Regions from separate parts of the Homo sapiens genome. Here all the other regions are linked to region 3. Evidence: read pairs that join two places in POLR2A ChIA-PET (ENCODE). Cell type or tissue: MCF 10A. All regions are shown on one strand.

Region 1 (2,500 bases), 200 kb after region 3:
TATGAGGAATTGAACCTTTCACTTTTTTCCTGCTACCTAATTTTCACTTCATCTGCATTAATAATAATAACTGCGTTGTGACCACCTGGAAATAATTGTACATCCAAATAATTGTCATCTCCTCTCTAGCCAATTTTGTAATTCAAGTTCCTTCTCTGGGAGAATTCAAGGAACTTCATTTCAGAGACTGTGCTGTCTTTAAATATTTTAAGGAATATCAAGGGTAAGAGGAATTAACATGAGGCCCCAAGAGGGAGAATTAAACATTTCATTGGGTAGAAATTGTAGTGAGTCATATTTTACTTTAATGTAGAGAGAAGAACTCTGTTAGAATCAATGCCATTTGGAAATAGAACTGGCCATCTTGTGAGGAAATGAGTTCCCTATCAAAGACAATGTTCAGGCAAAAGTTAGATATTACTTCAAGGGGCTGTGGAAGACTGCATCAGACAGAACATTTGATAACCTTTCTTATAAGATCCTCATCAGTCTGAGATTTCAGTACTCTGTAAAGACAGAACAACTGGAGAGGGTAAGAGAGAATACCTTTAAATATTTTAGCACCAGGGAAACATGCCTTTCTACCTTTTTAAGTTTCTTATATTTGTGGTAGTAAAATTCTAAGCTCAGAGTCTGTGCCTGATAAATTCTCTCTGAAGAGTTACAGGCAAAATGCCCAGTTTTGCCTTACAAGCCATGTAAATCCAGTAATAGGAAATTATGTACATTGAATTCCCCTTCCACCTTCCAAATGCCTAGGGCTGGTAAAAGGGCAGTAGAAACTAAGTGGGAGGAAGCTGGGTTTTACAACTTAAGATACGTTAGGTTGGTTGGTTGGATTTTTAGTAGTTTGAAGCTACTAATTTTTTTTCACACTCAGTATGTGTCCAGAGTTAACAAGAGAGATATTCTTATCACTGAAACTCAAGAAAAAAGGCTGATGAAGGCTGCATTTGGATACATGATTCCATGATTGCAGAAGAAAAAAGAACACTGTGAATCACGTCCTGACTCTTGAAACTTCTATCCAGATTCTGGGAAGATAGTAGTGGTGTCATGCCACTTGGTTTTGTAATTCTCTGCCTTTTTCCCTAAGGGGTTATTACTAAGCACCCTAGTGATAATTCCTTTTATATTTCAAGAGAAATATTTTCAAAAAAATTTCTTCTGTGACTCAGCATGATAAAACAACATCAGCCGGCACTATGCATTTTCAGTTCTCCCGAATCTTGGAATTGAGAGAGAAACAGCTAATTCTCTCCATAGGTTTTCGGTTATGAATTCTGTATCCAAGAAAGCTAGATCTGGAAAGATCCTTAGAGATCATCGATCCTCTCATTTTGTAAATGTGGAAACAAGGTCAGCAAAAAGGACTGGCAGTTCAATAGCATGTGGTGATTCAGCAATACAGCCTTCAATGACATAGATCATACAATGCTCTTTTTCAGTGATCTTTCTAAACCATGTGTTATCCCTTCCCAGAACTATTGGCAGGTGTGGTTTTATAATGTGCACTGCCTGGTATATAAATATGTATTACCTCAGAATTAGCTGAAATCAATCAGGCAAGTCACCAGTATGAAAAGCTATCCACAAGACCTCTTTTTATTTTGATAGGGTGGGGATTAGAAGCTAAAGAACAGAAGGACATCAGACACTTGAGTGGAAGGAGATATAGCCATTAATGTTGAAAAGAGATCAGAAAAAAGAAAGCCAAGAGGAGAGAACAAGTTGAACAGGAATATAGTATCAGTTCTATTGATTGTGGGTGCCAGTGGCAGCTATGCACAATGGTATCTGCCAAGTGCAGACATGCGGCTTCACTGGAATACTGACACAGAGCAGAGTGACACATGGTAGCATGCTTTGCAAGTTTATGAGTTATTGTCAATGCTTCCAACTTGATTATAAGGGACCTTTGTTCCAAAGGTTGTGTTAATTGAGGTATCACTGTAATGTTACACATGGCTTATATAAGATGTTGATAAAATTAGAAAGTAGGGTACTGAGATGTCTGGTTCCTCACCCACCTAGCCCTCCAAATCCCGCAGGTGGGCTCATTGAACTCTCTCTGGAGGTGAACACTATCGTAAAGTCTGCATCCAAAATCCATTCACTTTTTCATTTATTCATACATTCGTTTTCATTCAACAAACACAAGGATACCTGTGTTAGCAAGCCAGTTGCATCCACTAACACATAAAAGTCTTACAACAGCATGCAATAAGTTTGACCAGACCTCTTATATATGATCTTTTTATTAGCAATATTGAGGCCAGTCTATCAACAAACATGTTTCTAGATTTATCAGGTTAGTGTTTTTATATATATATATGTATCTAAAACACATTTCCATGATGCCTAAATGCCTTCATATATTGTTGTTAAAATTAAATGCATAACAAAATAAATATGCATTTCAAATGATTATATTTTATTGATTTTGCAAAGCTATAAGAATGAAAATACGACTCAAGGAAAACATAGCAGAGAGGAAAGT
Region 2 (2,500 bases), 190 kb after region 3:
AAACCTCCTTATGAATTTGCTGCATGTATTTCTCTGTAGTTAGTTTTGAAATTTTCCAAGGAGAGGATCTCAGCTGCTTTTTAATTTTATTATACCCTCTCAAGTACTGGATATGTGGATGGCACTAAATACATGCTCAGTATAAATTCACTACGAGGACTTTCAAAGGACCTGGAATGCAACAGATTAGCAAGGACTAGAAATCTAGATGCAATGGCTACTTATTCTACATGGAATAGATGATGAAGCTCTGTGGTCAGAGGGCGCAAGTTTTGAAGCCCAACTCCCACTTACCCACTTTTGGGTATTCGGAGGCTGAATTCCGTCATCTGAAAATTGTCATTACAATATCTACTTCACTATGCTATCATAACAATCAAACAAAGCAAATGTGTAAACCACTTGCATAAGGTCTGACAAATAGTAGAAACCCAGGAAATAAATCCGCATTTCCATATTGTCTGAAGCGTAGAGGTAAAAATACTTCACAACCTCCCCTTTTGTTAGAGGGCAATGGCCCCAACACTCCTGATAATCTTCTAGTTTTTGCAACTTAGCTGAGAATATTGGACAGGCAGGAAAAAATCATGCTTGATGCTAGTTCTGCCATGCTCTTTGCCTGAAATTTTCTTATTACTGTGCAGTTATCAGAGCTTTTCAACGAGGGGGTGACTCTGGAAAAATCTATGCTTTTGTCTCAATACTAATTTACAAGGGCGTTTTTTTTTTTCATGATAAAACAAAAACAAGGAAAAAGCTAATGGTGACCAGCTGTCTAAAGCTCCTAGGCATATTTCTATCTATCACACAGAGGAAGGAAGGTCAGTGAGCTCCTGGTAAGGCCAGCATGAAGCCAGCAGTCTTGAACCCTGGATCCTCATGCTAAAAGCCTAATAGCTCTACTGACTGAGCTACTCAGGCTCATTCATGTCCTTTGTAGGGACATGGATGAAGCTGGAAACCATCATTCTGAGCAAACTATCGCAAGGACAGAAAACCAAACACCGCATGTTCTCACTCATAGGTGGGAATTAAACAATGAGAACACTTGGACACAGGATGGGGAACATCACACACCGAGGCCTGTCGTGGGGTGGGGGGAGAGGGGAGGGATAGCATTAGGAGATATACCTAATGTAAATGATGAGTTAATGGGTGCAGCAAACAAACATGGCACATGTATACATATGTAACAAACCTGCACGTTGTGCACATGTACCCTAGAACTTAAAGTATAATTAAAAAAAAAAAAAAAAGCCAGCAGTCTGTTCTTATGTCATGAATTCAGCCTGAGTGAAGAAACCAGCCCTACCTGAAATGGTTGTCTTCATACAATGCACCCTTAGTGGTGAGTTATCTGTTGAACATAATCCCCAGCCATGCCCTAGGGAATGGAGAGCTGGTGCCAAATTCTCCCTTCAGAAGCACGTGTGTGACTCTGAACTGCATATTAGGGTGAGTTGTGGATAGTTGGGTGTGTAGAGAAGGAAGGTAGGTGAAATCTGTCAGCAACCATTGCATCAGAAGTTTTATGGGTTTTCCTATACTCAGACTTCCCATATTTGGGATTGCTGAATTGCTTCAGCTTATTTCAATGATCAGGCTAGATCTGTGGGTCTCAGCCAAAAGCATAGGGGACATCATCACTGCAGTGCCAGGAGAAACAGACTTTAATGAACTTCAGGGACAACCCCACGAGGAAGCATGACTCTTCCTCAAAAGGCCTTAGGGTGTTTGCAAAATCCAAAAATAAGGGGGCGGACAATGAGCTGTGGATCATTCTAAAGACAAGCAAGGGCAAAGTTGAAAAAAATGTTAAAATTCCCTTGCAAGAGAGTTTAACACCCCAGACACAGGCTGCGACAATGAGCAAGGAAGATGGTTATTCCTGTGGGATAAGGCTATACATTTTAGTGTTCCAGAGCAGCTCTAGAAGGAAGAGTTCCCACAGGTGAGGGAAGACCAGGTGAAACTGTTCCTGTAAGGACAAGGCAGACCTAGCTGCTCTTTGCCCTCTCTGATCTAGAGTGAAATCTCACCTCCTCTTCCCCAGACTCACACTGAAAGGAAGCGTTAAGACTTTCCCAAGGGCAGAAACCAAGAAGGATCCACTTAAACAACAACATAGAACACAAAAATCTTGAGTTTCAAAATAAAGACAGAGCAATTTTGAGTCTTAGTTTCTCTCCAGCTAGTGAAGTGACTTTGGGCAAGTCACTGAATCCTTAGTCTCCATTTTCTCAGCTGTAAGAGAGAGTAATATCTTCCACAAGATGTTGTTGTGAGGATCAAATTAGATCAGATATGTAAACACACACTCTTTAAAGTGTTCCTAATGAAAAAAAAATGCTCTTTCCTTCTTACTTAGCCAATCTTTTTTCCTATTTTAGTGTTTATAAATACTGAATGAGGACTGGATCAAGGGAAGAAAGGCAGTAGCGACAACCAAGTCACAAAAATCGAGAGCTTCCCCTAAGAAGTGTTTGAATTGCCTTTCCTT
Region 3 (2,500 bases):
TGGTTATATTTGACAGCCAGTTACTGTAATTATTTTTGTAAAGTATTATAGGTACATTATGGGCTGAGTTGCTTTGTGCAGGACAAACTTGGATCCTGAACCAACATATATGCCATGGTTTCCATAAGAAAATGGGACTTCAGTTCCAAACTACTCCTTCTTCTCTAAGTTGAGGAAGCCTTGGAGATAATTTTAAATATTTTCTTCGGAGTTTATAGTATAAAAGGCATTTGAAAAATGAAGATCTGAGCTAATCCTGGTTTGGTGCTTGATATCTCTGGTAGTCTTGGGAGAATGGCTTAATCCCCCTAAGTTTCTGTTTGCTCAGTAGCAAGGTGAAGTGGACCATTTTTACCAGTTAAAAGTGACATGCCAAGCGTCTTGTAATAATCCTTACTTTTGATTCCATTCTCTGGCCATATTGAATTACCCATTTTCCAGAACAACCATGCTTTCTCACACCTCTGACATTATATCCCTTCTGCATCTTTAAAGATTCAGCTCAGACATCACCTCCAGGAAAGCCTTCCTGAACACCACACACATGCACAATACAAACACACCCAATACAGCCTTCTTTGGAGTTTCTACAATGCCTCGTGTTCACCACTGTTACGGCACATATCTCACTGCATAAAATCTGGCTTATTTATTTATTTATTATTATTTTTTGAGACAGAGTCTCCCTCTGTCACCCAGGCTGGAGTGCAATGGCGCAATCTCGGCTCACTGCAACCTCTGTCTCCTGAATTCAAGCAATTCTCCTGCCTCAGCCTCCCGTAAAGCTGGGATTACAGGCGCCCGCCGCCACACCTGGCTAATTTTTGTATTTTGGGTAGAGACGGGGTTTCACCATGTTGGCCAGGCTGGTCTTGAACTCCTGACCTCAGGTGATCCACTCGCCTCAGCCTTCCAAAGTGCTAGGATTACAGGTGTGAGCCACCACGCCTGGCCAAAGCCTGGCTCTTTAGTTGCCATCTCTCATGTTTCACCATAAAATTTTTGAGAATATGGGTCATATTACTTGGTTGTGTAGACTGGAATATTTGTGTAATAAATACCTCTTGCAAAAATGAATAAATGCATGAATAATAAGAAAGCTTTTTCACTCTTTCTGCACTGTCTCCCTGCTAGTTCACTGCTCTGTTTACCTGTGTTAAACATATCCCAAGTTGGCTAAGTAATCAAAGTTGCTCTACGTCCCAGAATCTATTAGCTGGAGCCCTGCAGGATGAGACCATGCTCCTTCCCCCTTACTCAGCCAGTCATGCTGACACAACTTTGGAGGTATGGGGAAGCGCCCAGAGCCCACACCCTTCTTTAAGGCTGTACCTTACCCCTTAGGCATGAAGTGTTCCAAAGTCTGAGTCAGCCATCCCTGTCCATTCACATGCCTGGCTGCAGTCCAATACTCAGATAAGAAACCACCCAGGTGCTTGGCCTCAGAAAGCCAGCAATGAGGTGGTCTTGGCCAATGGAGACCAAATTAAACTAGTGAAGAATAAAGTAGCAAGCAAGCCCTAGATGGGAGTCAGGAAATCTTGCCTGGTTTCTGCATTGATAAAAGCTGTTTAACCTTTGGCAAGTCACTTTTTCTCTGGGCCTACTTTCATCTTCTGGACAGTTAATGGGTTGAGCCAAATGACCTCTAGAGTTTTGTTCAGTTCTCAGGTTCTAGGATCTAAAATCAAAGGCAGGCTAAGCATTTCTCATACCTGAAATGGTAATGATACTTACTTGCCTGTAGCAACCCCATCTTCAGGGGAAGGGGCAGAAGTAACAGCTTAAGTTCACTGACAGTGATGGCTTAAAATGCACACAGGATACTGTCTGAGCCCTCATTTCATTGAGGCTAAGAGCCTAAGAAAGATTAGCCTTGCTGCCTCATAAAGCTTTACGTATTAGCAGAGGGTAATGCTGTACTAGTACAAAGCAAAGGCCATGACCTGGGCTGCACTTATTATTTAAATGAGCAATGTACTACTACACATACATTGTGCAATTGCATCATATCCTTTGCGCAATCTATTCTGCAGAGTCTTCAGCAACCAGGGCGTTTGTGTCCTGTAGACAGGCTAGGATCAAACACCAATTGCTTTGCAATGGATCGATAAGAATAATATTGATAATACCAGTACTTCTACCGAGAGTACCACCTTTTATTTAACATTTAATACATCCAAGACTTGTGCAACACTCATTTTGTTCTTTTAACCACTCTGGTAATGCAATATTTTTATCCCCATAATACAAATGAAGACAGTGAAGTTAACTTTAATATAATTAAGACAAAGTATATAAACTGGCTAAGAAAGCTTGGATGACAATTTTAATCTCTCACATTTGTATAGCATTTTAAGCTTACAAAATATATCTTAAAATATAATTCTATTTAGTTTTTACTATGATGTAGCAGCTGAGTAATGACTGTTTCCAATTTAAGAAATAAAAATTTGAGATGAGGGGAGATGGAAAAATGGTAGTTCAGATCCCTTGATCT

The links. ChIA-PET counts read pairs that join two places held together with the same protein. Peaks named below come from ENCODE experiments on the same cell type or tissue, not always from the same donor. Only the 100,000 strongest peaks of a DNase experiment are listed, where the experiment ranks them.
Region 1: POLR2A ChIA-PET joins it to region 3 with 18 read pairs; 2 of 35 experiments call an interaction of 5 or more read pairs at or near these places.
Region 2: POLR2A ChIA-PET joins it to region 3 with 14 read pairs; 2 of 35 experiments call an interaction of 5 or more read pairs at or near these places.

The regions. Positions count from the first base shown.
Region 1 is chr3:189,587,561-189,590,060 of GRCh38, forward strand. No RefSeq gene overlaps it. Among named protein-coding and RNA genes, the nearest start is that of TP63, 43 kb to the right of the region's middle. In MCF 10A, no CTCF peak of the experiment used is centred here; DNase peaks (open chromatin) are centred at 731 and 1,061.
Region 2 is chr3:189,583,393-189,585,892 of GRCh38, forward strand. No RefSeq gene overlaps it. Among named protein-coding and RNA genes, the nearest start is that of TP63, 47 kb to the right of the region's middle. In MCF 10A, no CTCF peak of the experiment used is centred here; a DNase peak (open chromatin) is centred at 1,429.
Region 3 is chr3:189,391,840-189,394,339 of GRCh38, forward strand. No RefSeq gene overlaps it. Among named protein-coding and RNA genes, the nearest start is that of TPRG1-AS2, 150 kb to the left of the region's middle. In MCF 10A, no CTCF peak of the experiment used is centred here; DNase peaks (open chromatin) are centred at 1,342 and 1,982.